Linked DNA regions of Homo sapiens: regions 1, 3 and 4 are each linked to region 2. A link is a loop called in an ENCODE intact Hi-C map of the cell type or tissue named here. Cell type or tissue: PC-9. All regions are shown on one strand.

Evidence for each region. Peaks named below come from ENCODE experiments on the same cell type or tissue, not always from the same donor. Only the 100,000 strongest peaks of a DNase experiment are listed, where the experiment ranks them.
Region 1: a loop joins it to region 2, with 8 times the contacts of the local background. A loop is called at or near these places in 6 of 110 quality-filtered maps.
Region 3: a loop joins it to region 2, with 2.2 times the contacts of the local background. A loop is called at or near these places in 4 of 110 quality-filtered maps.
Region 4: it touches region 2 in a loop (4-fold over the local background); 2 of 110 quality-filtered maps call a loop at or near these places.

Annotation. Positions count from the first base shown.
Region 1 is chr5:32,913,819-32,921,818 of GRCh38, reverse strand. All of the region lies in intron 1 of LOC124900955 (a long non-coding RNA gene), which reads left to right. Among named protein-coding and RNA genes, the nearest start is that of LINC02120, 30 kb to the left of the region's middle. In PC-9, CTCF peaks have their summits at 4,789 and 4,992 (motif pointing right); no DNase peak of the experiment used is centred here.
Region 2 is chr5:33,295,410-33,303,409 of GRCh38, reverse strand. It overlaps LOC124900637 (a long non-coding RNA gene), which reads left to right and starts at 5,437. Exons shown (of 2, transcript XR_007058725.1): 1 at 5,437-5,678. RefSeq lists an enhancer at 3,216-3,741. In PC-9, a CTCF peak has its summit at 3,295; no DNase peak of the experiment used is centred here.
Region 3 is chr5:32,610,027-32,618,026 of GRCh38, reverse strand. No RefSeq gene overlaps it. Among named protein-coding and RNA genes, the nearest start is that of SUB1, 28 kb to the right of the region's middle. In PC-9, CTCF peaks have their summits at 4,565 and 4,764 (motif pointing right); a DNase peak (open chromatin) is centred at 4,756.
Region 4 is chr5:32,849,022-32,857,021 of GRCh38, reverse strand. No RefSeq gene overlaps it. Among named protein-coding and RNA genes, the nearest start is that of LINC02120, 94 kb to the left of the region's middle. In PC-9, CTCF peaks have their summits at 4,009 and 4,214; no DNase peak of the experiment used is centred here; H3K27me3 peaks cover 1,020 bases.

The DNA.
Region 1 (8,000 bases), 380 kb after region 2:
TGGATATCCATCCATAAGCAACGAAAAAAAAAAGAACTTTTATTCATACCTTTTGCCAAATACAAAAATCAACTCAAAATGAAGCACAAATATAAAACAAACCACAAAGCTATAAAACTTCTAGGAGAAAATATTTGGTTAGACGAAGATTTCTTAAACCATTTAAACATGAATTCAGCGTGCTACGTAAAGCATGTATGATACATAAGACCTAAAATTTCAGAATTATAAAATGAACTTTTAGCAAAATTAAGATCTTTTGCTTTTTGAAATAATTAAGAAAATGAAAAGGCAAACCACAAACTGGAAAAATATTTGCAAAACATATATCTGACAAAGGACGTGTATTCCAATTACATAAAGAACTCAACAATTCAATAATAAGTCAACTCAATAAAAAATATGAAAACGTTTTGAACAGATACATCAAAAGAAGTATACAAGTGGCCAATAAAACATAAAGATTATTAACATGATAAGTCACTAAGGAAATGCAAATTAAAACCACAATGAAATACTGCAGAAACCCATGAGAATGGCTAAAATTAGAAACACTGGCAATATCAAGTGTTAACAGGGATATGGAGCAATTCCAACTCTCATACATTGCTGGTGGAAATGCAAAGTGGTACATCCACTTTGGAAAATAGTTCACCAATCCCACATCAAAATGTTTTTTCCAGGAGAAATGAAAACATATGTCCCCAAAAAGGCCTGTATGTGAATGTTCGCAGAAGCATTATTCATAATAGCTGAAAAACTGAAAAATACTCAATTGTCCATCAACTAGTGAATGAATAAATAAATGTTGGATATTTGTTTATTACCCTGCAATTTTAAAATGACTTATTAATATATGCAACAGTGCAGATGAATCTCAAAACATTATCTATGTGAAATAAGACAAATATAAGAGACTCCTGATTATATAACTCCATGTATGTGAAACTCTAGAATAGACAAAACTGTAATGGTATAAAACAAAACATTGATTGTCTGGGGATAGGTATTTGGGGGGAATGATTTCAAGGGACAGAGGGAACTTTTTGTGGTGATAGAAATATTCTGTATTTTGGCAGGGTACGTTGGCTCATGCCTGTAATCTCAACACTTTGGGAGGTGAAGGCAGGCGGATCACCTGAGGTCAGGAGTTTGAGACCAGCCTGGCCAACATGGTGAAATCCCATCTCTACAAAAAATACAAAATAATTAACCAGGCATGGTAGCACACACCTGTAATCTCAACTACTCTGGAGGCTAAGGCAGGAGAATTGCTTGAACCAGGGAGGCAGAAGTTGCAGCGAGCCAAGACCGCACTACTGCACTCCAGTCTAGGCAACAGAGTGAGACTCTGTCTCAAAAAAAAAAAAACAAAACTATATTTTGATTGTGGTAGCTTACATGATTGTATGTAATTGCCAACATTCATCAACTCTGTACCTAAAATGGGTAAACTTTGTTATTTGTAAGTTATTCCTTAATAAACATGGGGGGAAATAAAGAAAGATACTTTCTCAAAAGAATACAAAGGATGGCTTTTACCAATACTTCAAAATTGTTTGATATTTATTTTAGCAAACATGTTACTTCTATTATTTTTATAAAAACTGATACAATGGTTATACAAAGAATAAAATTTTTAAATTATTAGCTCCCCAGCAAAAATTTCAGAAAAGACCACATCTGTTCTTTGGTGATGAAAGAAAGAGAAAAAAGGAGGAGGACAAGGGAAGAAGGGAGGGATACCCCAAGCTCAGCCATCTCCTTCCCTTAATGAGGAGTGCTCTAAACAGATTTACAAAGGTGGGAATTATTTGCTTACATAGTATTTACTATATCTGAAATATTCAGTGCTCTTCAATCTAGCTCTTCAATGCTAGAATCTGAAAAATTCAGCTCAATTCAATAGTATATGTTAAACACCTACTATTTTTCCAGCCTTGTAGTAGGTGTTATGATGGATGCAGAAGAGATGGTCTAAGTCAGAATAAAACTATTTAGAACTTACTTGTTAAATTTCTGTATTTATGCTTTGAGATATATTAGAATTACTCTATTTCAGATTTTATTATTATTCCTCCAGAAAAGAGACAACTAAATTTCTCCTGAAAACATTTAGCCTAACAGAAGTTAATCCTTAATCCAACCCAGAATTTTAAAAATAAAACTGAGCCATAACATACTCAATAAGCCATTTTAAATATTTAGGTCATCCAGGACTCATTCACTGACTGACACTAAGAATGGGTCACTGTGGTTCGCCAAAGACTGAATTGTTAGACTGATCTCACAATAATTTGGGGGTATCTTGATCATTCTTAGGATTGAGTCTGCTCAGCATAATCATCTATACCTAATTGTATAAAATTCTCAGAAATTTTTCTTCAAGTATATCTCAGAATATCAATGCAAAAACAGACAGAAGTAAAGCTGTGATCGTTGTAGGTGTGCAATCTTATTCCTGGGTTCTCTATTCTGTTCCATGTGTCTGTCCTTCTACCAGTACCAGTACCATGCTGTTTTGGTTACTGTGACCCTGTAGTGTAGTTTGAAGTACGTTAGCATGATGCCTCCAGCTTTGTTCTTTTTGCCTAGGATTGCCTTGGCTATTTGGGCTCTTTTTTGGTTCCATATGAATTTTTAAATCTTTGACAAACCTGACAAAGACACACAATGGGGAAAGGATTCCCTATTTAACAAATGGTGCTGGAAGAACTGGCTAGCCATATGCAGAAAATCGAAACTGGACCCTTTCTTTACACCATATACAAAAGTCAACTCAAGATGAATTAAAGACTTAAATGTAAAACCCAAAACTATAAAAACCTTAGAAGAAAACCTAGGCAATACCATTTAGGACACAGACATGGACAAAGATTTGACGATGAAGACACCAAAAGCAATTGCAACAAAACTAAAAATTAACAAATGGGATCTAATTAAACTAAAGAGCTCTTCACAGCAAAAGAAACTATCAACAGAGTAAACAGACAACCTACAGAATGGGAGAAAAATTTTGCAAACTATGCCTCTAACAAAGGTCTAATATCCAGCGTCTAGAAGGAACTTAAATTTACAAGAAATATAAAACTACACCATTAAAAAGTGGGCAAAGGACATGAACAGACACTTTTCAAAAGAAGACATACATGCAGCCAACAATCATATGAAAAAAAAGCTCAACATCACTGATCATTAGAGAAATGCAAATCAAAACCACAATGAGATACCATCTCACACTTGTCAGAATGGTTATTAGTAAACAATAAAAAAAACAGATGCTGATGTGGTTGTGGAGAAAAAGGAACCCTTTTACACTGTTGGTGGGAGTGTAAATTAGTTCAGCCATTGTGCAAGAGCGTGGTGATTCCTCAAAGATCTAAAGACAGAAATATCATTTGACTCAGCAGTCCTATTACTGGGTATATACCCCAAGGAATGTAAATCATTCTATTATAAAGACACATGCACTCATATGTTCGTTGCAGCATTATTCACAATATCAAAAACATGTAATCAACATAAATGCCCATCAGTGATAGACTGGATAAAGAAAATGTGGTACATATACACCATGGAATAGTATAAAGCCATAAAAAAGAACAAGATCATGTCTTTTGCAGGGACATGGATGGAGCTGGAGGCCATTACCCTTACTTAGCAAACTAATGCAGGAACAGGAAACCAAATACTGCATGTTCTCACTTCTAAGTGGGAGCTAAACGATGACAACACACGGACACATAGAGAGGAGCAAAATACTGGGGTGTATTAGAGAGTGGAGGGTGGCAGGAGGGAGACGGTTGGGCAAAATAACTAATGGTTACTAGGCTTAATACCTGGGTGATGAAATAATCTGTACAACAAACCCTCATGACACACGTTTACCTCGGTAACAAAACTGCACATCCTGCACTGTACCGCTGAACTTAAAAGTTAAAAAAGAAAATTGCTAAATAGAAAAAAAAGAAGTAAAGCTCCTCTAATTGATACATGGGGCCTTCAAAAAAAACTGTTCCACCATCCCTCCACCACAACCCATTGCCCTTGAGTTATCTCCAGGGAACCCTTGGGATCCAGGGAGACCTGAAATGGTTCACTAAAAATGAGTACTTTGCATCAGAAATAGGTAACTAAACCACTAAAACAAAAACTAACCTTAATTTAGAAAACTTAGTTGGTTCCTTTTCTCATTTTTGGTGCCAAGAGCAGTGCCTGACTCCTGGTGGGTAATCTATAATGACTTGCATAACTATCTGTATAACCTAGGGATCTTTAGAAGTAAGCGTCTAGGGGAAAGTCTCTAAGGAAATAAAGTCCACTTGGGAAGGATTTTTTGGTCTCTCTGACTATTTCTTACTCTAAGGAACATTTGTAGTCAATTACCCTAAATCCCTGATTAGTCTACGAATTATATCACATGGTATAGAACCTTGTATCATGGATCATTAATTACATGGCTCACATGTCACGAGGCAGGCAACTACTATGCTCCATATTGTCTGTCTTTCTTCATAGAACAAGAAAATCGCTGACCCTGTCTTCTTGATTTCGTAGCTAATGATTTGATAGAACTTAACAGAACCTCAGGCAGCATGAAAAAGACCTTCACAAAGAGGCTTTTCCTGTATATTCAGGAGGACACGTAGACCTGCATCTAGGCATCAAGCCTGTTGGATGCATTCTCCAAAGGATGACCTAATTCTAGTTTCCTTCATCTCCCGGCTTAGGGTGGGGTGCTTCACCATTCTCTGGACCCTTTCATAAGCAGGGGAGTTGTAGATGATACTGAGAAATCATTAGCACATATGTGTAGGAAATGTTAAAAGAAGTGATTACAAATACAAAGACAAAAAAAATTACGATAAGAAAATGAAAACAGAAGGGCAAAGAATCAAGCAAGATAGCTTGCTCCCCCTTGGACAGGTAGACTTTTCTTTTATGTGTTGCCTCATTCTCCCTGCATCCAGGTGGTGGCACTGGTGCTCTTTCTGCCTTGCCCTGTGGGTGGCATTCACTTAGTCTCCCTAAAATAGGAGGAACTCTAAGGGATAAGGAGATGAGGGCACTTGGCTACCCAGTGTTGGGTCCCTTGAAGCAAAGCTCCTGAAGGACCATCTCCTTTCAACAAATTACCCTAACAAAGATGTAGTAAGCTATAAGCAAGGGAAGGAAAGGAAATGGGACCCTAATGGAATGTAGCCTATGGGTGGAACATTCAGGGATTGAGCAGGAAGAGCCTTTCCAGTTTTTTAAGGCAATCTTAAAGATGGTTGCATTAAACAATTTATGTCCTAAATTATGCACATTGTTGCCACAAACACATAGGTCAGTTTCTATCATTCTCAACAACTTGTATAGCCTCAGAAACTTTATGACCATCCTCATTCTGTTAATCTACATGGTGCCTGATTTTACAGGTAGAAAGAAAGCATAGAGAGGTCTGCTAACTTAGGCAAGGTCACCTAGAATGTTAGTGATAAAGTTCTCCGAAGCCTTTGGTTAAGCTAAGGAATCCTCTAACTATAGTACAGGTGCTTTTGGACACATCCTTTGCAAATAAGCATTTTTCTACATGTATCTAAAACTCAAGACTCAAACACATAAATGGATCTAAGTTGCAAAGAAACCATCTCGGGCTTTCAAGTGGTCCTGAAAGAATGATCACTAGTCTTGTCCACCAAGCAAATGTATCTGCATCATGACCTGCAAATAAGATAAGTAGCATTTTTAATCCTTCTGTTTTTAGATTCCTCAATAAGGCTACAGAGAAATGATTACAAATGGACACTTGTGACATATACAAAAATAATTGGTATTGAGGATATATTGGTTTCTAGTTCTTTCCTAGTCCCTATCAGATCATGTGATCTGGAGTAAGGCACTTAATTGTCCTGCATCTCTAACTTCCTCGTCTGTAAAAAAAAAATAAATAAACTCAACTGGATTAATCTTTAAATCTCATCCTTCTCCATTCAACCAGCATGATTCTGCTGAAACTTTCCTTGTAAGCAAATGTTTTTCCACCTGAAATTGCTTCTGGCTAGTCGCTTCCCCAGGAAAATTCATTCTAAGACTAAAGTTTATATGAAAAAAAAAAATCCAGATGCGTTGGAAGTGCCTGCTGCCTTTGACTTTCTACGTGGCTTTTTTCCCACAGTATCTCAAAGCCAGTATATATCTCAAAACTCATTGCTGCAGTATACTAAACCTAAAATTTGACCAGCAGTGTCCATGGGGCTGGTATATTTAACTGTGTATCTTGTTTAAATACAAACATTTACATGTTTATCTCAAACTCTATTGTCAACTCGCCATTTTTGCAGATAAGAGATAACAAGAATTAGACTAGTCTAGGAATGAATGTCAGTTCCAGGACTGACTGTCATATGAGATTATACCACCCAATCTGAGGTAAGTGTTGTCACTGGCAGCAAATCCATATGGGTCTGCAGCAACCTCAGTTCTCGCCTACTCAGAAGAAAGAATTCAGCTGAGGGGCAGAAGGTAGATGGAGAGACAGGCAAGTTTTAGAGCAGGAGTGAAAGTCTATTAAAAAAGCTTTAGAGCAGGAGTGAAAGGAATAAAAGTACACTTGGAAGAGGACCAAGTGGGCGACTTGAAAGACAAGTGCACCATTTGACATTTGACTTGGGGTTTTATGTGTGGGCATACTTCTGGGTTCTTGCATCCCTTCTCCCCTGATTCTTCCCTTGGGGTGGGCTGTCCACATGCACAGTGGTCTGCTGCATTTAGCTGGTGAGCATGTGCAGTGTGTTTACTAGACTTGTACGCATGCTCACTTGAGACATTCTTCCCTTACCAGTCGAATGTCCCTAGAAGGCCATTTACCAGTTCAACACCGCCATTTTGCCTTTTAATGTTCATGCTTAAGCCCACCTGCCCAGCTCCTGAGATCTTATCAGGAAGCTGCTAATCACCAGTTTCAGATTTGTTCTATCTATTAGGAGACTGCCTTTCCTCCCTGGTGCTGGCTGTGACCAGTTATTTTAGAGAGACAGTTAACAATGGCCTGACCATCACCTGATGGTTGCCTAACAATCCTGGTGGGGTTGGGGGAGCCCTCTCCTGCCCTGCTCATCTCTGCCTAGCTACCTACTGTAACAGTATGACCAGAACTCACATGGAAAGTGAAGGTACAAATTTGGTAGCAAAAGTGACTTCTTTTTTGGCCAGATGTTTATTGGTCTTGGATAATATCAGGCTAAGTTAACATAAGCTGTACTGTGTAGTTGTGTTCTCTTTATAGGAGAAAATGTTTGTGTCTGTAAAGGATTTGGGTTGATCACCAAACAGTATTCATTCTGACTATAGGAACATACCTGCTTCAGAGTTCAAAGAGCAGTTCTGTCCTGAACAATTGAATTTCCTCCTGCTGTATGACTTAGTAATCTCTGGAACCACAAGTTTACTCTTTGGTGTTGGGTAATGTTCATCCTACCTAACTCTTCTGATTTAATGATAAATTAGGCAGATAAAACATATTTTGCTGTGACTTCTGAAAGTCCACATTTAGCCAAAAGATATTCAAATATAATTAGATAATTATGTGGATATCAGGCAAATCACAAAAGCACAAGTGACTGGAGATTCCTCAACAGTCTCTGTTGAGGGCTTTATTGTGTCTTCTCCCTTACAGACATTGTAGTAAAAAGACATTTGACAGAATCTTAAAAATGCCCTGATAAAGCTGAAGGAATACAGAGAGCTGTGTTGCTTGAATAGTGGGTTCATTTCAGGTTTCTTGGAATGCATAAACTTACACTGTCCACATTCAACTTCCCTTTTGGCCCTTTTCACTATTTCCCAAAACAAGCCATTTTCCTTTAAGATAAAAAGTTATGGAAGGAATGTTTACAGGCCTTTGATAATTGTCATTCTCTGCAACCCTCATAGACGTGTTCATGGCAATGGCAGGGAAGCAAAGCAAGTGCCTTAAGCTCACTTGGCTTTTCTAACCCTAAACTGGGGTCAAGAGC
Region 2 (8,000 bases):
TGTTTTTTTGGTCCCTTTTGCCTTCTGATATGCCTTACCCCAGAATGTCTCATGCCCTTACATACTGCGACCAGGGCTGTCCTCCCACCCTCTACAGCACTACAATTAACATGTCAAACCTAAGCCTTTGGACAGCATCCTTCAGGCTCTCTTCTTTGTAGCCTGCATTGAATCTTTTTCTTTCGGCATCCTCATACAAACCATTTCATTAGTTTCCAATAAAGGGTTCACCTTGAGGGCATATGTCTTATTATTTTACTTTATCCTGAGGGTAATTCACAGAAGAGAATATACAGATGTCCAATAAATATATGCGTGTAGGATATATCACTAGTAGACAGGGTTATGGGAGGATGAATTACCCCAACACAATCTGGCCCACACGTTTTTACCTCTCAATCTTGCTCTCCCATGCTCACTCTCCTCCTGTCACCTTGCTTTCAACATCTCAAGCATGCACCCCTTCAGGGCTTGCACTTACTTTTTTTTTGTTACATTGAAAGTGAAACCTTCCCTACCTATTCTATTTAAAATTTCACCCTCTCCTCCCAGATACTCCCTCATCCCCTCTCTGCTCTGTTTCTCTCATGGCATTTATCACCACCTGACATATGATTGATTGATTGATTATCTATCTACAAACTCTAAATTTAAGCTATATCAGAGCAAAAGTTTTTGTTTGTTTTGATCATTGCTCTATTCTATATCTGGAACATTGCCAAACAATTAATATCCCTCAAATATTTGCTGAATGTATAAATTAACCCTTTTTGGAAAAGGATCTGGCGATATTTATTCATACTAAAAATGTGCACGATAATTTTACTCAGCAATCTTACTTATAGATTAAAGTTGGCTGCATATGAATTTGCTACTCCTCCTATGGATAGGTTTATGTCCAATCCTCTTGAATCTAGGTGGGCTCTATGACTGACTGACCAATAAAATATGGTTGAAAGGACACTGCCAGTTTCCAGGACCAGGCCTTAGGAGATTAGCAGTTTCCATTTTCTCTCTCTTGAACATTTGCTTCTAGAACCAGCTGCCATGCTGTGAGGAAGCCTAAGCAGTCCATGGAGAGGCCTAGGTGGAAAGGAATTGAAGTCCTTTGTTAACAGCTCCCACCAATAGCCAGCAACAACTTGTGGTTGCTCTTGGAAATGAATCCTCTATCCGCATTTGAGCTACCCCAGCCAAAGCTGCATGAGTTGTTGTGCTAAGCATTGCCCCAATTTTAAATTCATAAGCTTTTTTTGGTGTGGTTTGTTATCTAACAATTAATAACTGGAATGCCACTTTTTATGACTCTATCTTATAGAAATAAGAACTCCAGAAAACAAGAATGGACGTATATGGGAATGTTTATAACAATGTCCTTCATGATTTAAAAAAAAGAAAGAAAAAATAAACTAGAAACAACTTGAATGTCCATTCTGTACATTATGGTTAAAAAGTATTGCATAGCTCCATTGTGGACTATATTTGGCTATTTTTTTGTTTATTTTTGAGACAGGATCTCACTCTGTTGCCCAGACTGAAGTGCAGTGGCATGAATAAGGCTCACTGTAGCTTCAACCTCCTGGGCTCAAGCCCACCTCAGCCTCCCCAGCAGCTGGGACCACAGGCACATGCCACTATGCTCAGATAATTAAATTTTCTTTTTTTTATAGAGACGGGTTCTCCCCATGTTGCCCAGGCAGGTTGCAAACTCCTAGGCTCAAGCAATCTTCCCGCGTTGGCCTCCCAAAGTGTTGGGATTACAAGGGCAAGCCACCGTGCCTGGCCATATTTGGCTATTAAACCATATGAGTTAAGGCTATACATATCAACATGGAAGGATATCCAGAAAGATAAACGGAATAAAAAGCAAATTTTGGAGTAAAATGCTTAGTCTAATTTCACGGAAAACAAACAAACAAACAAACAACCTCTATAGGCTGGGCGCAGTGGCTCATGCCTGTAATCCCAGGGCTTTGGGAGGCCAAGGTGGGTGGATCACTTGATGTCAGGAGTTTGAGACCAGCCTGGCCAACATGGTGAAACCTCATCTCTACAAAAATATAAAAATTAGCTGGGGATGGTGGCGTGGACCTATAGTTCCAGCTACTCTGGAGGCGGAGGCAGGAGAATGACTTGAACCCAGGAGGCAGAGGTTGCAGTGAGCTGAGACCATGCCACTGTATTCCAGCCTGGGAAACAGACCCAAGATTCCATCTCAAAAAAAAAAAAAAAAAAAAAGAAGAAGAAGAAAGAAAACAGTATAAATATGTATACTTTACATATATTTACACAAACATAAAACATAAAAAATATAAAGAATCTATACACCAAATTATTAATGGTGATTTTGTCAAGAAAATGGGATTGAGTAGGGAAGCTAGAAACTGTTTTTTTCTTTAAACTCTTCTATATTCATTAAACTATTACAAAAAAGTCACAAAAAAATTACTTTTGTAACTAAAAAAATATCCTGGGTTTCAAGCAAAGTGGTGGTGATATGCGTGTATGAATGCAGGTATATATTTATTGGGGAACTTTCTTAGAAGTGCTGCTCTGTTCAAGGAGAGTGGTTTCTTTGTGGGCGCAAGGTTGGGGAGAGGGCCTCAGGGGCTAGTGACATTGAATCCGTTTTCTTCCATTTCTGACAATGCCTTTGTTGGGGAACAGCAATACAAGTGTGACTAGAAGAAAAAGAGAAAGATTATGTTTCTGCTTTAGTGTAGTCAGTCCTCCTACGTGTTAGCAGGGAGGAAATCTTCAATACTGGTATGACAGGGCCAAGCTTTGTGGTGGTTTTGGAACCTGGTTATAGGGATTTCCAAGTGGAAAACAAAACTGTCTAGTTACTAATTTTGGAAGTTTTCAGATACCTTTGACTCCTTTTTAGGGGATCTTCTTAGAAATAGGTTTTCAGAGGGTGACTAGTAAATCATTTTCCTTCACGTGGAAGAAGGGGAGAATACTTCTGTAATGTAGTGATTTATTTGCTGTGTGGAGAGGCGATGTGAAAGCAGAACTTGCTTTGAAGATTAGGGACCTGTCTTTCATTAGTGGTGAGGAAGTGGAAAGAGGAATCAAAAGAACCAGGCTCTGATCCTGGTTCTACTACTGACTAGCTGACTAGCTGACTGACCTCTCTGAGCCTCTGTTTACTTTTCTACAAGGAGATATTACACAGAAAGAAAGATTATGCCTTTCATTGCCTATAGAAAACGATCAGAATATGTGCTTTCCTACAGGAGTTTATAAAAATAGGTTACGTCTCACCGTTACAGCAGCTAGATGGCACCACCACCTCTAACATTTCTTTTTTAATGCTTCAACTGTAATTGCAGCTGGTACAGAATGTGCTTTCTTTCCTTCCATGATAGCATCTGTCAAAAGCTATGACTTTTAGATGAAAAGGAATTTAGCTATGTTGCTTCGAGACATCATGGATCTCTCCAAAGGAGATTCAGCATAGATAAACCTGAAGTCTTTGAGAAAACTAAAAGCCAGTAATTGTAGAAGATAATCACTGTATTGTAATTGTCCCTTGGGTATTAGTTGCCCTAATTTCATCAGAGTTCTCTCTTTGTTCCCCAGAAGACATGCTGACAGGCTTAGCCTGAGGGAGTGAAATTATGTGAGCTGGGCAGTGTTGCGGTTAGGGAGACTCTGTCCTTACCACATCTCTAGCTACAAGGAAAGAGACCTCCTATGCTTTGTTGACTGTAGAATCATAGATTTTTAGCAATCCTACTTCTGCATTTTACAACTAGGTACATGAGACCCAGAGAGTTGAAGTGATTTGCTAAAAAAATAGTATATACTAGTCTCAATACTCTTATTTCTTGTTTTTCCACTTGACTGCTTCTGCCTGTTTTTTGTGTATGTGTGTGTTTTTAACTTAAATAGACTGCCTTGGGGGTTACAGCTAAATGGGAATTTGAGGGATCGCTTAATATTAAAAAAAATCCCATAAGCAGGGTGGAATTTTAAACTATTTTTATCTCCCTTATCACCAATGCGCTTCAAAGAAAGGATGATTTGGGCAACTGGGGAATCATGTGATCAAACCCTCTGCGATGAAAGTTTTCTATTTCTTATAAACACGTTTAAGTAATATTTTGCGTGTCTTACAATATTGTACCGAAAAATTATGTGAGAATTGAGAGTAAAAATTAAGAGTAAAAATTTGGAGTTTTCTAAAATAATCCTTTAGGAACAGCTCAATATTTAATTATTTCTCTGCCAAAGAAGTTAGTTTTCATTTTTCAAAATTTACTTCTTATTTGTAATTTTTTTTTTTCAGTTTGCAAGATGCTGAAGAACATGCTTAATTAGCCCTTTCCCTCTTTAGTTTTACCTTTATCAATTTAAACATAAAAGTTGTGCATTCAGCTTCATCCATGCTCTGGTGTGCATGAGCAACAATTATGGAAGGAGTGATATGCTAGCATGTTGTTCATTTTCTTGTTTTTTCTTTCTTCAAATATTGGGTTACTGAATTGTGAATTCCAGGGAGTTGCTAGGATTTTAGAAACCTGCTTGAAAGACTATTGGCATTTTACTGGGTAGCATAGTCATATTTTTTCCTTTACATTCATCAAGTCTATTCCTTTCACTAAAAAATAATCATTAGTTTATATTTTTTCTTTTATGGTTTTATTTACAAACTTTTTAAGTCCATATGTACTGTGTTGCAACTAGAAATCACTTTACCCAGAACTCTGAGATGAGCATGGTGAACAGGTTTATTAGGAAATTATGCTGATAGTAATTTGATATTTTGGGGGTAGTGTTTCCTAGTCTGTCTGAAAATTATAAGATGGAGAAAATAAACTGAAGGAATGTTGCATGATAATAGTTATATTTATAGTGTATGTTGACAATGAAAACACATAGTGACAAAAAGCAACTATGAATTCAGTAACACTGTACCTGACTTGGTATTTTATTAGTCACAAAACACACATATATATATATTTTTTAAATAGGAATACTTTTGTGAGCAAACTATATTATTCATTTAGTTAACAGATAGTACTAGATGCATCTAAGAATTTAGTTGCAGTTTCTCTGGAGCTTTTGGTATCAAACCGCTGTTCACCCAGCGCAGGAAGACCAGATATCCACACTGAGGTTTGCAGCAGGAGAAAGGAAAGTGTTTATTTGCAGAGTGCCAAGCAAGGAGAATCAGGCAGTTCATGCTTAAGACTCAAACTCCCAGAGGGCTTACTGTAAGATTCTCCCCGGGCCTGAAAGCTTAAGATGAATAACTCCTCCCTTTTCAGGCCCAGTCCCAAGGCGCAACTTGCGCCAGCAGGGTGCGCCAGCAGGGTGCGCCAGCAGGGTGCGCCAGCAGGGTGCGCCAGCAGGGTGCGCCAGCAGGGTGCGCCAGCAGGGTGCGCCAGCAGGGTGCGCGATAGCAGAAGCAGGAAGAGAGCCGGGGGAAGACACCTACCCTGGCCGGAAGACACGAAGATCCAGAAAAAGGCCATCCGGGTACAACGTAGCAGTTACATCGGACTGTGACACTTACTGTTTACAGGAGACTATAAAACTTTGCCCAGTCGTCACTTGGGGCCCGCCTGCACCCAGGCCGTCATTAAAACAGCATGTTGCTCCACACCGCCTCGTGTTGTCTGTTGGTGTGCTCTCAGGGTGGAAACGATACAAGAACGTTACACTTACAGGTAAGGGTTTTTAAAGGCAGGAAGGCAGAAGTTACAGGTAAAGTCATAAATCAATATATAGAGGCTATACATTGGTTTGACCTAAAATGGTAGGACATCTTGAAGTGGAGGGGCCCACAGGTCATAGGTAGGTTCAAATATTTTCTGATTTGCAATTGGTTAAGGAAGAGAAACTTTGTTTAAAATTGTAAAGTCAGTAGTAAAGAATGTTAGCTCTGGCTTGTGGGTGAGACTTTCTCCAGGCCCCTCAGGAAGAAATTTAGAAGAAAGGTCAGAGTGCAATCCTCAGCTCCCCCTTATCTGAGGTCTCAGTGCCAGCAGATCCATTTGGTGGGGGTCCAGGTTGCTGAAAAACAACTCAGGTATACATGTTAAGATGTTATCTTTAGTTTCTACAGGGAACCAAACATTCTGGTGATTCTAACTCCTTGGCTATTGTTTTAAGCTACTATTACCTTCCCACTTATCAAGTTGTTTATTTACTTCTTAAGGATAGCTAGGTGCCTGGAATTACCCTTGAGGGAACTCAAGATTTTCCTTTATTTTCATGCTAGTTGTTGGGGTGGTACTCACAGGCCCCTATGAGGGGTTCCTGCCCTGTTTCACTTCTCCCAACTGTAAGTTGGGAACACTGTTCTAGAATGATAAGTATATCCAAGTGAATCAAGTTTTAACAATTTGTATTTAGCAGTAGCTAAAATGTATTGGGAGCTTAATATGTTCAAGGAGCTATGCAAAATTGCTTTATATGTATTAACTAACTTAATCCTCATTAACAGTCCTATGAAGTAAGTGCTACCATTGTCTCCTTCTTATAAATGCAGAGAGGGAAGCTTAGATGGTTAAAATCACTTTTTCAGGGTCACATATTTTCAAAGGTAGCCCCAGGTAAGTTCAATGCATATCCTTGGTTAAAAACTACTCGTCTAATTCATCTTCCTTATTTGTATTTGAGGAATTTAAAGTCCAGATGGGAAGCAAGTTACTTCTATGCCAGATCTAATATTAAAATCTTGGCCGTCAACATAAACTTTTTTTTTCTGTTTTCAGAGATTTACAGAGATAAAAGGCTCTTTGAGTGGCTTGCAATCTGAATAGGGAGATAGGACTTGAGCAGAAAAAAACAGAAATGATAAAAATAACTAATGCTATGTGGAGAAATGAGGGATGGCAGAAAGAAAAGAATATTTAATGGCAAGAGACATCTTTAAGGTAGGCTTCAGAATGGAGGCAAGTTTTAAAAGAAAAGTAGAACTTAGTGAAGCCAGAGAGGAGGAGTGGGAAGCTCTCTAGTCTGGAGTAGTAGTATGAGAAGAAGACAAGAAGGTGGGAAGATGAACAGAAGTTTGGGTTTGATGAACAGAAACATTCTGGTTCAAGTGAGTGGTCTTTTAGGGGACAAATAAAAGACCAGTTATGGAAGTGGGTAGGGTTTAGATAGTAGCCTCTTGTGCTGGACTAAGAAGTTTGTACCTTTTCCTATAGGAAGTGGGAAGCTATTGAAAATTTTAGAGAATGGGTAACTGGTTAAAATATTTCCATGCCCAGTGGCTGAGTTTGAGGGTGGGGAATTGGATTCACTTGATGCCTTTGGGACCCTCCTTCAATAGTAGTAGAACTGGCTTGGAATTAAGAGTTGGAATGGTGAGTATAAGTTGCCTGAGATGAATTGTCAGACACAGACTCTGATAGCAAATAAGCAAGGAGAATCTTGCTCAGGACCCTCAAAGCAGTGCCCTGAACTACTTTCCACAGTGGAACTTCTAATATCTGTGTTTACAAAGTTAGTATTCTTAAATTCAAGGAGGGTTGAAGAGGTGTTTGGAATTTAGTTCAATGTTTTATGTTTGTTTGTTACTGTCTATTCTTGCTCTAGCTAAGTATGCTGATATGTCATTATATGGACCTCAGGACTTTTCACGTGGTGAAATTGATTCTGGCTCAGAAAGAAACGTACATGAGAAGACCACAATAACTCTTCAGGAAGAATTTATTTATTTTTGTTTATTCACCCTTGTGGATTTAAAAAATTAAATTAATATAGATTAAATTAAAAATTAAATAAATATAGATCCACATGTAGCTATAGAAAATAATACAGAGAGATCTTGTGTACTCTTTACTCAGTTTTCTCCAATAGTAACATCTTGGAAAACTAGAGTTCAGGATCACAGCCAGGATACTGACATTTATTCAGTGAAGATACAGAACATTTCCATCATCACAACAATCTCTCATTTATAATAGCCATATCCAGTTACTGCCTGCCTCCAACACCACCTTAACTTCTGGTAATCACTAATCTGTTGACCATTTATATAA
Region 3 (8,000 bases), 690 kb after region 2:
CACCATGTTGCCCAGGCTGGTCTCAAACTCCTAGGCTCAAGCGATCCTTCCCACCTTGGCCTCCCAAAGTGCTGGGATTACAGGCATGAGTCCTGTGCCTGGCCAGAAGGAAAAATTCTAAGGAAAACCCTCCGTGATCCCCCCATCATAGCCTTGCCAGAGGCAGAAGGCAGAAGTGTTGCCCGGTCTCCTCCAGAGAACTGGGTTGAGTTGAGGGAACAGGTGAAGCCCATCAGGGTGGCTGGCACCCAGCAATGTTTGGGTGGAGTAAGTCCCAGCAGGACATGTCAATGGCTCCAAAGAAAATAATAAAAGCTCAGGACCCCCACCAACGGCTGCACTTGATCCCCAAAGAGCCGATCCTGCCTACTACACCCTCCTCTCCACAAAGAACATGGACTGCGGGTGTATGGAAAATGAAGGTAAAGCAATAACCACCTGTCTGACCATCATTCAGAGAGTTAAGACTAATGGGTCCTAAATGAGATGGGGGAAATGTCCAGGAGAATTTACCCACCCTATATAAGAGGAACTAGGCTTGGACAGAATTGTCCACATTAAACATAATATACAGAGAAATGCCACAATGGAATACTAAAGCAATAAATGTGAGCAAGCTATAACCACACACAACAGCATGGACAGACCTCACACACAACAGCATGGACGGACCTCACACACAACAGCACGGACGGACCTCACACACAACAGCACGGATGGACCTCACACACAAAATGCTGAATGAAAGAAGTCCAGTGCAAAAGGATACATCCTAAAAATTCTATTTAGATATTATGCTGTGAGAAGTCAGAATCCTGACTCCTCTTGTAGGGGGTAGATGTGAGCAGGGCATGTCTGTGTCTAGTGGACAGCACATTACATCTCTCCCAACTCCTGATAATTTTACCCAAGTTTTCAATTGCCTTCTTATTGACATTCCATATTTTTTTTAATTCTTGGTGCATTCTGTAACAAACTCTTTACATGTTGAAAATCATACAATATGGTATCATGCTATCTACAAGTCACTCACTGTAAAAAAGGCCTCATTGTGCAGCGATCATTCCTCAGAAAGACATTTTTGGGGGTAGTGACAGCAGTTCCTCAGTGGAGTCCAGTGGTCTCCACCCATGAATTTGCTACATCCTATCTCTCAAAATTCCTTTGTCTGAGGTCCCGTTAGTGACCCCACAGTGAACCAGGGCACACACCAAGGTTGCTTCCACCTTCATCTGACCATGAGATATTGCTGTGACTTACCCGCTCTTGTCCAAGTTCTTAGTTACAGACAAGAGAATCCAATCCAGTTGGTTAAAATAGAAAGAGATTTGTTAGTGGGTACATAGAGTTCACAGAATCATTACAAGGGCTAAAAGAAAGACTGAGCTTCCAAGAATGACTGCCAAACCACACTGTTCAACTGAACCACCAAGGAGGCTGCTACCTCTCATCAACAGGCAATGCAGAATCAGAAAGCTACTGCTCCTGTAGCCAAGAACACAGAATCAGAAAGCTGTCGCAGGCTGGGCGCGGTGGCTCATGCCTGTAATCCCAGCGCTTTGGGAGGCCGAGGTGGGCAGATCACCCGAGGTCAGGAGTTTGAGACTAGCCTGGTCAACATGGTGAAACCCCATCTCTACTAAAAATGCCAAAATTAGCCAGGCATGGTGGCGCATGCCTATAGTCCCAGCTACTAGGGAGACTGACGCAGGAGAATCGTTTGAACCCAGGAAGCAGAGGTTGCAGTGAGCCAAGAACGCGTCACTGCACTCCAACCTGGGCACCAGAGTGAGACCCTGTCTCAAGAACAGAAAAAAAGAAAGCAAGCAAGCGCCACAGACTGCTTGACTCACTGGTGCTATACCCCCAGCACCGGCGCATAGGCTATTGACATCAGCAACCTGCCAGCTGCACAGTTGCTTCTTAAACTGTTTGCTCACAGTTTTCTGAAGACAGTGCTTTTCAAACTTTAAGATGCCCACAAATTACCTGGGGTTCTTGTTAAAATCATAGATTCTGCTTCAGGAAATCTGAGGTAGGGCCTGAATTCTACATTTCTAATGAGCTTCCAGGTAAGATAGATGCCGCTGCTCTCACTCTTTAAGGAACAACATTAAGAGACATCAGCCTAATGAAATCAAGCCCTATAATCCCTTTCACCTCAATCCCACCAGTGTTCCAAGCTCCTGGGGCATCTGTCATTTGGTCTCTCACCCCTCACACTACCCTGGATCCCTGCTAACTAACCCAATCTCCCACTTTTTCCACCGTACCCTCTTTCATCAGATTCTGCACAGGCAAATTATCTAGTATTCTCAACTTCTTCTCTGAATGTTCCCTTTACTTTCCTGCTTTAACTGAAACTTACTCCCCTGAGGACGTGGATCCTGCAGCCTTCATTGAGGCTGGTGTTTTTTCTTCACTTGCATGTACCTTGAATACCAGAGGCAGGGCAGAAATTCTCCTTCTACCAAAGTTTGTTCCTCATCGCAGTGTTCCTCCTTTCCCCTTGAAAAACTACACCAGAGAAATCTTGCAGACACCACCTTGGCAAAACTATCAAAGTTGTCACCAGTAATAGGACAAATAAACATCATGTACCTCCTGATAAGATGTACTGAGAAGCCTACATCGTTTCTATGGTATCTCTATCAAAAATGCATAACCTGAATTTAATCAGCATACATCAGACAACCTAAACTCAGAGACATCCTACAAAATAAATGACATGTATGATTCCAAAATATCAAGGTCGAGAAAGAGTAAGTACTTCAATTTAGAGGAAACAGAGACATGACAAAACACACACACACACACACACACACACAATGGAGGGCTGGGCGCAGTGGCTCACGCCTGTAATCCCAGCACTTTGGGAAGCTGAGGCAGGCAGATCACAAGGTCAGGAGTTCAAGACCAGCCTGGCCAACATGGTGAAACCGCGTCTCTACTAAAAATACAAAAAATTAGCTGAGCACATTGGCGAGTGCCTGTAATCCCAGCTACTCAGGAGGCTGAGGCAGGAGAATTTCTTGAAAACTGGAGGTGGAGGTTGCAGTGAGCCGAGATCCTGCCATTTCACTCCAGCCTGGGCGACAGAGTGAGACTCCATCTCAAAAAAAAAAAAAAAAAAAAAAAAAAAAACACACAATGGGAGATTCTGGATTGGATCTGAGACCAAAAATGAGGATACTGGTGGGACAGTTGTAAAATTGGTACCATTAGATAATTGTATCAATGTTAGTTTCCTGCATTTGATAATTGTACTGTGGTTACATAAGATATTAACAATTTGAGTGAAGTAGGAATTTGAGTGAAGTACTTACAGAAATCCTTTGTACTGTTTCTACACTTTTCTTTAAAGTCTGAAGTTATTTCAAAACAAAAAGAACTTGGCCAGGCGCGGTGACTCACGCCTGTAATCCCAGCACTTTGGGAGGCTGAGGCAGGTGGATCCCTTGAGCCCAGGAGTTTGAGACCAGCCTGGCCGACATGGCGAAACCCCATCTCTACTAAAAATACAAAAATTAGCCAGGCAAGGTGGCACACACCTGTAATCCCAGCTACTCTGGAGGATGAGGCAGGAGAATCGCTTGAACCCGGGAGGTGGAGATTATTTGAAGTCCACGCCCGCCGACTGGACCTATGAAGCCTCCATGCACATAGTGAGTATTAGCCTGCACTAACACTAACACTAACAAACGCTACCAAATGTGCACTAACACTGCCAGATAACCTTTCTTCATGTTCCTGGTAAACTCACAATCCCACTGTTGAAGAAATCAAGTTTGGATTGTGTTTAGAATAGTGCTTTTGGAAATACTTCACTGATGGCATTCCAATTGGCCATGCTCAGCCAATTGTTAGAGTTGGCTATTTATGAAGGATTGAAGAAAAATACTAGAAAATATAGCCTCACTTTATTTTATATAAAAGTTAAAAATTAATATCCTGGTTGAGCATGGTGGCTCACACCTGTAATCCTAACGCTTTGGGAGGCCAAGGCTGGGGAATTGCTTGAGCCCAGGAGCTCAAAACCTGTCCAGGTAACATAGCAAGACCCCCATCTCTACAAAAAGTCAAAAAAAAAAAAAGCAATGATGGCATGCATCTGTAGTTCCAGCTACTTGGGAGGCTGAGGTGGGGGAATCACTTGAGCCTAGGAGTTCAAGACTATAGTGAGCTATGACCAAGCCACTGTACTCCAGCCTGGGTGACAGAGTGAGACCTTGTTTCAAAAAATAAAATAAAGTATCTTCCCCCACCCTTGATAATATTTCCCTGTGAGCTGGTTTATTTACTATACATATTATTAAAACAAAACATAGAAACAGTTTAGATAGACACTATCCCCTGTGACTGTCATCAACTCAATCTAGTTAAGTTTTAACAAGAAACAAGTTCATTTATCACATTAAAAACTAAATATTGATATATATCATGTTGTTCAAAACTAGTCTAGGTATTTAATGTGGGTATTTCAATGGCTATTTCCACCATTTCACTCTTTGTTTAGTTTTGTTTATACTGATAATGAACATTGTGCAGTTTTTACTTTTTCTTCACGTTTTTTGATTTATTAAAATATTATTGCTAAATCTAATAATAAAACATTCAGACTTGTATTTTGTATTTTTATACGCTTTTCTAATCATTTATTTGTATTTAACAAAAGTAGTGATCCACAACCCATTGGAAATAACCACAATTTGAGAAGCAATGCAGTCGCCTTTGATATTCCCGAGATGGACACTAGGTGGCGCCCAAGGATCTTCTTCCTGGCTGGTTGCGTGATCTTTGCAATGGCACGCTGGTCATAAGGCGCTTGGCAGTGTATAAGTGATAAGGCGCTTTTCCAGTGTAGACGGGCAGAATTGTCAGACCTTTCCTATCTATCAAGTCCACAGAGAAGGCAACTCACTCTCCTTTGTAGGGGACATCTATAAATAATTGAAGTTGACTTACACAAATGAAGACATTTTCATGTTTTGCCTATTGTTGGGAGGCTTCCCAGCTGAATAGAAGTAATCTCTAAACACCAAAGCTGTTACAACTATTGTTATATCAAGAAGACTATTTGAGAGCCTTTGTTCAATAATAGTGACAGGAGCCAACCACATCCGGGCCAAATTATAAAGGAAATCTACAAAGTCTTTTCAATGCCCACATCTCCCAGAATCAGGAGGGCAGTGGAATGGCAGAACAGAATTCTGAAAAATACCTGGCTGATATCAATCTATAAACGAGACCTCGAGAGGCAATCCTTGCATGCAGTCCTCATAAATATGAGATCCACAGTCAACAGAAAGACTCTCCCACACACAATAGACAGCCGAGTACAACACTTCCGGCTGCTCCCCGGGAGCCACTCACAGGACACTCCTATATTTAAACATACATTGAATGCTATTTAAAAACACACATGAAATATATCAAAGCTTTCCATTAAGAGATCTGAGAATCCAACCCTGATGAGCCCTGCCACAGCTACAACCTATGTGAAAGTTCAGCAGAGAAACTTATTCCTTCAGCCTCACTAGGACAGTGCTAACAAAGACCAGCTTATCACCAACACATAAATTGTCAAAGCCTTTAGCTTTCAATACGTTCTTCCCCCTCTAAGACTTTTGCACCACTGGGGCAGACAGCAAGAAGAATGCAGACCCGTCTATGGCCAAGGGCAGACCACAAGAATGCAGACCTATGGCCAAGGTTGACATCAAGAATGCAGACCTGTCTACGGCCAAGGTCGACATCATCCCTTGAGATGACTTGTCAAGGTTTCCAGGCCTGCCACTTGTGACTAGAAGTCTGATTTCCAACTTGTGTACCTGCCTCGAGAGTTTGCTCTGGCCATTCTTCAAGTTTGTCAGCCCAAGTCCTCAAAAACTTGTAAATCTCCCCATCCAACTCTGACCTTGTTTTGCTTGGGGTTGAACGTGCTAGGAATGAATACCCACTCTGTCAAGGAGAATGCAGTGGAACAGCAGCCACTGGAAATCATCCCTGCGTGGAGATAGGCAGTAGCCCTAGTTATTGCCAATAACCTCATGTTCCTACTGATAATCTTGATCATCTTTGGTAGTGAGACAACACAAAGAGATCATGTAGCCTTGGAATAGATACAAGTTTGCCTATTAAATCGGGGGGTCAAACTGTGAAGATCCCTTCTTTCTTGGATTTTTTTGCTAGTTGATGATTTTAACAGTTGTTTCTGGTCACTGCCATGACTGTTTTTAGAGGCCTCATAGGGCAAGAAAGACCAAACACATTAAAAATAACCAAGTGAAGTTCTTTTGCACAAAGTTTGAAGACATTCATCTTTGACTTTAATCTACAGAACTAGGTAACAGAGGTTTTTAATCCTAATCCGTAATAGTTGTCTCTGCTAATCTTATTTGTCCATTATTAGTCAAGCTCCCAACCTGAAAAGACACACTCGAATTATGCCAATTCAAGGAGTAAAATTTATTAAAATATATTATTTACAAAGGTGTGAGTGAAGGCTTAGGAAAACAAAAGGGTAACCAGTAGTAACAGAGGAACTAAACATCCCACAGTTGAAAGTTGTAGGGACCGAGTAGCTGCTGGAACCCATAAGAAACTCACATAGAGGAAGTCACCTTGAGAGGAGTTTTTAAGAAACACAGCCAACCTAAGGTGACCCTACCCCACCAAACTCTCCTTTCACCATGAACCAAACCCAACCAAACATCCCAGCCTCCCAGGACAGAGCGCAGGGTAAGACTGGATCTAGGGGAATAGATGGAATATCTAGGGGAACAGATAAAATATATACATATATGGCACCATCCGAGCCTTTTGCCTTCAGCATCATCTCTTGTCCTTCACCTGGTGGAAAGATTGAGTTCCCAATACGGGGCAGGATCAATGTTCCACCAACTACTACTTCAATACAAGTTGTTCTCATACTCCACAGCCTAAAACTTTAGCCAGCATTGGTGTTATTCATTTAACTTATTTCAGAGAAAAGAGAGGAGAAACACTTAAATGACATAAAACACTGTTGTGACAATCCTGACTTCTGTGAGGTCTGTATTGGTCATCTTAGCTGCCTTTGCCCTCTGCCCATTCCGAGTTCCAGTTAGCCTCCTCCAGCACCTTTGCTGGGCCAGGGTTCTTTACCAGATGAAAAGTACAAAACCTTCATTCTTACAGTGAGTCTTTGGAGGTCTTCTATTTACGGGTTGAAGTTTTTCCTTCAAGACAACTGGTTAAGGGAGCACAGTCACCAGTAAACCCCCTGGTTTCCAAACATCACTCTCCTTGCCACCACTGTGTAGGAACAAACAGTCCAATTTCCCTCAGACAATCAAGATCAATGAACTCAAACACCACAATCACCTCCTTATTTCCCTACTAATTCAATGGCATGAGAAGCCCAAGATGACCAAAAGGCAGTCTCCACTACCAACGCACTGGAACCATCACTCCCTTCCATGCTAGGCTCCCAAAACTTACATGCTTTTCAAAGAATGAAATAGACTGAATGCTCCTTGAGAGTAAAAAATTTTTATTTGTGGCCGGGGGCACAGTAGCTCACGCCTGTAATCCCAGCACTTCGGCAGGCCGAGGCAGGTGGATCACTTGAGGCCAGGAGTTCAAGACCAGCCTGGTCAACATGGCAAAACCCCATCTCTACTAAAAATGCCAAAATTTAGCCAAGCATGGTAGTGCACGCCTGTCATCCCAGCTACTCGGGAGGCTGAGGCACATGAATCACTTGAACCCAGGAGGCAGACGGTACAGTTAGCCGAGATCACAATACTGCACTTCAGCCTGGGTGACAGAGTGAAACTCTGTCTCACAAAATAATGATAATAAATAAAATAAAATAGAACGGGCAAGGCCGGGCACGGTGGCTCACACCTGTAATCCCAGCACTTTGGGAGGCCGAGGTGGGCGGATCACGAGGTCAGGAGATCAAGACCATCCTGGCTAACATGGTGAAACCCCGTCTCTACTAAAAATACAAAAAA
Region 4 (8,000 bases), 450 kb after region 2:
GTTAGTATCCAGAATATATAAAGAACTTCTACAACTCAACAACAAAAAAATCAAATAACCTGATTAAAAAATAAGCACAAGACTTAGACATTTCTCTAAAGAAGATATACAAATGACCATTAAAGACTAAAGTGATTCTTAACATCACAAACCATCAGAGAAATGTAAATCAAAACCATAATGAGATATTACCTCACACTCTTTAAGATGCTTAGTATAAAAAAATCAAAAAATAACAATTGTTTACAAGAACATGGAGTAAATTAGAACCCTTGTGCACTATTAATGGGGTTGCAAAAAGGCGCAACCAGTATGGAGAACAATATGGAGAGTCCTTAAAAAATTAAAAGTAGAACTACCACATGATCCAGCAATTCTATTTCTGGGTAAATATCCAGGAAAAAAGAAAGCAGGATCTCAAAGAGATATACGTATACCCTTGTTTACAGCAGCACTATTCACAATGGCCAAGAGGTGAAAACAACCCAAATGTCCATCAATGGTTGAATGAATAAACAAAATGTGGTATGTATATATATCTATGTGTGTATACATCTATATGTATACATATGCATATACATATATGTACATGTGTATGCGTGTATACATATATGTATATGTGTATGTGTGTATACATATACAAATAGCTCTCTATTGTATTTGTATATGTATACACATACATGTGTATGTGTGTGTATGTGTGTATGTGTGTATACATATACATATATGTATATGTGTATGTGTGTATATATATTAGGATAATGTATATAATATAATATATTATATGTTATATAATATATTATATGTTATATAATATAATATATTATATGTTATATAATATATTATATTATATGTTATATAATATATTATATTATATGTTATATAATATAATCTATTATATGTTATATAATCTATTATATGTTATATAATCTATTATATGTTATATAATATATTATATGTTATATAATATATTATATGTTATATAATATATTATATTATATGTTATATAATATATTATATTATATGTTATATAATATATTATATGTTATATAATATATTATATGTTATATAATATATTATATGTTATATAATATATTATATGTTATATAATATATTATGTTATATGTTATATAATATATTATGTTAGATAATATATATATTAGGATATTATTCAGTCTTCCAAAGAAGGCTATCCTGTTACATGCTACAAATGGATGAACCTTGAAGGCATTATGATAACTGAAATAAGCCAGCACAAAAGGACAAATATTGCATGATTCCTTTTATATCAGGAATCTAAAGTAGTTAAATTCATAGAAACAGAAAACAGAATGGCGGTTACCACGGACAGATTGCGGGGGCAGGGGGCGTGTAAAGCGAAGGTTTTGTTTAATGGGTATAGAGTTTCAGATCTGCAAGACGAAAACGTTGTGGGTATTTGCTCACAATAACGAAAACATACTTAAAGTACTAAACTGCACACTTCAAAATGTTTAAGATAGTAAATTGTGTGTTACGTGTTTTTTACAATTGTACAAAATTGACAATGAAAAAAGTTTTTAGATTGTTACCAATCTGACAAATGTAAAATTGTATTGTTTCTTTAGTTCTCTGATCATTAATGAAGCTAAATATCTTTTTATATATGTATTGACCATATGTGACTCTTCTCTGTATTTCCTGTCCAGAGCTTTTGCTTATTTTTCTTTGAGTTGTATTTTTTTCTTGTTTACATGTAGGATTTTTATGCATTTTTTCAAATTCACATAAATTGACATTTTAATTGCTAGTACAATTTCTCTAACATTATGCTGTAATTTCTAGTCAGCACAGCAACACACCTAAACACACAAAGGAATGAAATAAAGGCCTTAGTCTTGCTTTGGCTATATGGGCTCTCTTTTGTTTCTATATAAATTTTAGAATTGTTTTTTCTAGTTCTGTGAAGAATGATGGTGGTATTTTGATGGGAACTGCATTAAATTTGTTGATTGTTTTTGGCAGTATGGTCATTTTCACAATATTGATTCTACTCATCCGTGAGCTACATGTAAAATTCTTTATATATCTAGAAACAAATTATTTATCTGCTAAATGTGTTGTACATATTATCTCCCAATCTTGCCCTTTGACTTTACCTACAATAAATTTTTGATATATAAGTATTTTCATTTTGATTTAGTCAAATGTAAGCTCATAATTCTATCCCTTGATTTTTCATTTTTAGTTTTAGATGTGATAATATTTAACTGTTCACACACACACACACACACACACACACCCCTCAACTCCCACCACCTGAATAAACCCTTACTTCCTCTTCTCCTAAATATGGTTACATCATCATATTGGTTAAATCAATATTTAATGTTTACATTATTCTAACTATGTAAATGCTACTGAAATCTGAGATCTATATTATGCTACAATGATGTTACCTTATTTGTCCTGCTTTGATTTTTCCTAGAGTTAATCATTATTCTGTCTTTTCATTTGCTTATTTTTGCATCTACTTGTTATTCACCACCAAACTCTTCCCAGTTTGGTACATTTCCTCTGAATACATCTGCAACCTTTTATTTAATTTTTCTTCTTGAAAAAATTCTCCTCCGGGCCTCTGACATACTTCAGTCTGAATCTGTTGAACGTTAGACCTATTGCAAGGCTGTCCCCATAAGATGACTTTTTAGTAAAAAACCAATGACATCCTTGAAATTCCCTGCACTTTTCTCTTGTGCAGGATGCCTATTGCCTGCATCACATTCTTCCTCTTTCTTAGTTACTCCCACATTTTAGTGAAACATGTCTTCTTGTAGCTTTGTACAAAAGGTGCATAGGTAGTAAATTTTTTTAATTCTCCAGTGTCCCAAAAAGTTGAAGGAGCACTGTACAGGGCAGGGCTGCAGTCAAGTGAGAAGCCTTGTTCTTTGGTACTGTATTCACCATCTCTGTGATCTTGGGACAGTCACAAAACTCTCTGAGCCTCAGTTTCTCTTTCTGAAATAGACAATAATCCAAGCTGTGCCTGCTCAGAGCTATGGCTAGGAGAGTGCTTGTAAAGGGGCTTTGTATAAAAAAGGTATGTACAAACAGTGTGTGCTGGAGCCACAAGAGTCAATCGTTGAGCCATTGGTAGCTTGAAACTGGCCATAGTAGAAGTATTTACACTATAGAAATTGACAAATGTGACAGAGAGTTGTTTTGTTTTGTTTTTTTTTGGAGGAGAGCTGGTTTAGGAGCACACTACTTACAAATACAAGTGATTATAACAACTGTTTTCATTGCTGTGCCCTCCTTAGTGATCCATGGCCTAATGTATAGCTCAATTATAGTTCTGATCACATATAACATTATTATACCATAGGTCATGAACTCCTTGAGACATGAGACTTTGTGTTACTCATAGAGATGTATCTCCCCTGCACTATTTTCCCCCGTACCTAACACATTGACTGGCACTTAGTTGATATTCTATTCCAAATTTTTGAGTGAGTGACTAAAATTTTTGATTGATTGTTTTTATGAGTTGGGAACAACCAGAGAGAAGATGAGAAGTGAGGGAAGGGGTTAGGAAAGGTGCATGACACCTGGAACAGCTTTTGAGAGGAGTGCCCTATTAGGTGTATTAGAAAGAGCCGTCCTTAATGGGAAGTTTTCTATGAGCCAGATACTATTCTTAGGTGCTGTGCAGAAATTATCTAATTCCATAACAACTTATGAGGTAGGTATTATTATCCCCATTTCACAGATGAGAAAAATATGATGTCTGGTGTTAAGTAATGTTCTCTCCATCACTAAGGCTGAGGTTCAAATCTGATGAATGTCTGTGTGCTTAATCATATCTCTACACTGGAGGTCGAAAATGATCTATGGGCACATGGGTAAAAATAGTCATAATGATCTAGTAAAACAGATCCATTTAAAGTAAAAGGGAGGAGTAAGGATTGTAGCAAATGCAAACTGAAGAGCCCAGACCCAACTAAAAGGGATAGCTTTGTGACCTGAGGAAATGTGGTCTGTTGAGGCTAGAACTTGGAGTTGTTTTTCAAGAGAACCTGGAAATGTGGAATTTTATCTCCTGAATTACAAATGTTGGTACCTATAATTAAAAATAAAAAAGACTCGAGATGAAACATCTGTAAGTGGTCTATCAGTTTGCAAACTTTGATATACTGCCTATCCCCAAAATACTCTTCGAGCAACTAGGGGGCAGCATAAGGGTGTAGAGTGTCACTGGAGGTGGAAATGGATGAAACGAAAGGCAAGTTAGTCCAGCTCACAGTTTCTCCCAGAGAGCAGATACAGAGAGCACAAAGGTCCTGCTATCACGTTACAGAGCAGAGGCCAGCAGAGACGGGAGGAGGATGAGGTAAGGCTCCGCGGCTGGTGCACATTCCGTCTTCTCCAGGCATCCCTGGGGAGGGCACATTCCTCATGGTCAAGAGGCTAAGCTGTTGATTTAAAAGATTCTTAGAATATTCTCTTCAATACCCCCAGAGGGTTCTTCTTGCCTTGGAAACAATATATCTAGGCCATGCCTTGGACTGTGGGACCTCCCTAAAAGGGAGTGGGAAAATGGTCATGACTCTATCCTCCTAGGTAGAGTGTCCTGGGGTCTGACAAGTCCCTTCAGGTCCCTTGTCCATTGATTTCTTCTTCCCTTCCCAGGGAGTAGTGCTGGTCACACTGCTGAGTCACAAGCGAATTCCCTGTTCTTTCCCATAAATTTTAGCCTCTGCAGAAAGTTGGAAGATTGAATCCTGTCATCTAGTGGATCTGCAGTTCTTTTTCAATGAAGTTTTAAAATAGTTGCAAAGTTATTTACAATTACCTCTTGAAAATATAAGGGCTAAACTATAAGCCCATTCTTCATGGAATGCAGCTGAATCCCTGAGATTAATTAAGGAATTTAGATGAAGGACCGACGAGACATGATCTGACGATGAGGACTCAAAGAGGAGGTTTCCACAAGCTCAGGTATAAAATAACAGGTGACTGATTCAGAGATGTGACTACAAGGTGTAAAAGGAAAGTTTAGGCCTGCATGTGATCAACTGTCTCAATGAGGAACCCATGACTGAAGCCTGTTCAGACAGGCTGCTGGCATGTGTACTTTGAAAAATCTCTGCTATTCCTGATAGCCTTTCCGCAAAAGCCTAATTGAGAACCTCTGTAGTAAAAGAGAAGAGAGATGAAAAAGCTATGCTGGGAGAGCGGGGCTGTGAATTAGTCAAACTGGGCACAAAGCTTTTAGGGAAGATGTTAAAAGGTCTTCGCTGTGACTTGGCTACAACAGCCCCTGGGGAGATGATAAATAGATACAGAGCTTTATAGAGCAATGCTCCTGTTGTTCCTCGACAGCACAAAGGTCTTCAGAGATGGTGCCCTGGGGCTGTAACCCTAATTTCTTTTTAACATTCACAACTCAATAGTGCTTACAGATAAAGACCCAGAGATACAATGGTACTTTATCAATTAAAAAAAAAAAAAAGAATTGAGGCTCTGCTAAATTCTGCCACAGAACAGAGCACAGAATAATACATTCCATTATGCTTTAATTCCCTCCACTGCAAGAATTTAATACAGGAATAGCCCACCCATGCCCATGCTTCTCCTCCCCTATTATGATAGCTTTACTCCACGCTCTCTCCCATCTCACCTTCCTGCTTCAGTGCGTTGCAGACAGCAACCTGCCAATCCCTGTCCCTCTTACTGCGGCCTCACCCTCACCCTCCTGCCGCACTGGCCCACAGCAGCAGTAGCACAGGCTCTTACTTATGCACTCCCCTACTCTCAGCCTCAGCTACATTCTCTCATGTAATCTTCATGCCCATTTGATGAGGCAAAGGCTGTCCTTATTTTTTAGATGAGGAAATTAAGATAGAAGGTAAAGGGTAATTTTTTCAAGCTTCCAGAGCCATATGCAAACCCAGATTCAGCTGGACTTCAAAAACATCCTGACAAATACCAAAAATCCCTGACTTGACCACGATGCAATCAATGCATGTAACAAAAATGCACATGTACCCCAGAAAATGCACATGTACTCCATAAATTTGTACAAATTAGATAAAACAGACTGAAGTATAGTGATTAAATACCTTAAAATAGGCAAAACAAACAAAACCATCTCATCAGCTTTCACTGAATGATCCACACACCCAATCTTCTCCCCTTTTTCATGCTTCTCTAGTTCCCCATCAAGTGCCCTCTCTGTCTAACACAAGGTCACTCTTTCTCTAACTTTCTTGGCTTCCTCTTGCTGTTACCCAATAAATATTCCTCTTCTCCTTTTTGCTATTTATTCTCCTAGACTAGGATTTATGAGAATAGAGCCCAATTCTATTTCAACACCATTTGTGTGACCTTGGGCGACAAAATAATTCTATAACACTCTGAGAAGAAGATGCAGTTACTTTCTCCAAGGGGAACCTAGCACCATCGACTTGTATTTGTCTCAGCCTCTGTCTGCATACAGCAGCTTATATTTTATTGGGGTGACTAGGTACACGCACGCAAAATAGAGGGCAAGTCAATGCTTCTAAAAATTGTGGGGAATCTAAAAGTTTGGTAGAAAGTTGGATAATCGGTGTCCCTGTGGACTAGCATAGTTGGCAATGACCTAATAGAGGAAGAGAGATTCAAGGTAAGTCTAAGAGCATGGGTTCATGTGTTAGCTCAGGCTGCTGTAACAAAACACCACAGACTATGTGGCTTAAACAACAGGAATTTAACTTCTCACGGTTTGGGATGCTGGAAGTCCCAGATCAAGGTGCTGCTGGTCATTTTGGTTCCTGGTGAGGGCTCTCTTCCTGGCTCACAGAAGGCTACCTTCTTTCTCTGTGTTCTCTTGGTTTTTCCTTGGTGCCTGCACACAGAAAGAAAGATAGAGCAAGCTCTCTGGTGTCTCTTCTTATAAGGACACTAATCTTATCAGATCAGGGCCCCACCGTTATGACCACATTTAACCTTAATTACTTCCTTGGAAGCCCCATCTCCAAATACAGCCACACAGGGGCTTAGGGCTTCAACATATGTATTTGTGGGGGACACAAACATTCATCCCTTAACAGGAGGATATGACTAAAGAGTGTGAAGGAAAGCATTGTGGACCTAACACAGCATGAAAGAAAATGAAGAGGTAAGAAAAGTGTATATGCATAGGTGTGCGTGTGTGTGTGTGTGTAGAGTATGCACATGCACATGAGAGGACATTATTTCTGAACAAATATTAATTGAGCACCTACTGTGGTCCAGGCACTGTTCCAGGCACAGGGACACATCAGTGAACAAAACAGACAAGGCTCCTAACCTCATGAAGTTCACCTTCCAGCAGGCAGAGACAAACATGAACACAGTGAGTAAATTAGGTAGTAAATTTTATCAGATGTGTACAAGGGATAAGCACTATGGAAATAAGAAGAAAGTAGAGCATGCTATGGAGGCCAGGGGTAGGGATGGTGCAGGGAGGAGGTTGAGAAGCTCAGTTAGGGGAATTAATACGGGCTTCATAAGAAGCAGAGAGCTGAGCCAAGACTTGAGGGAGGTAGTGAGGTGGATGAGCCAGAGAAAGCATTGCAGACAGGGGGAAGATAAAACAAAGGCATGAGAGGCAGGAAAATGCAATGACACTCAAGAAAGAATGAAGAAGTGGGAGAGGAGGGAGGGAAAGCAGGAGCTGTAGACAAAGACAGAGTGACCTCCAAAGCCACTCCAAGGAGGACTTGGTGGGTCCCCTGCATCACTGGGAGCCATTGCAGGGTTTGAACAAAGGAGTGACACAATCTGACTTCCTGAAGCCTGGCTCTAACTGACTTGTGTAGGGCAAGGAGCTGAGAGATCAGTAAGTATTTATTGCAATGATCTAGAGGAGACATCATGGTGGCTCAGACCAAAATAGTGACAGGGGAGGCAGGAGCAGGGGTCTGATTCTGAATGTGTTGATGGTAGAGCCAAGAGAATTTGCTGACAGGCTGGGAAAGAACAGGGGGAGGCAAGAA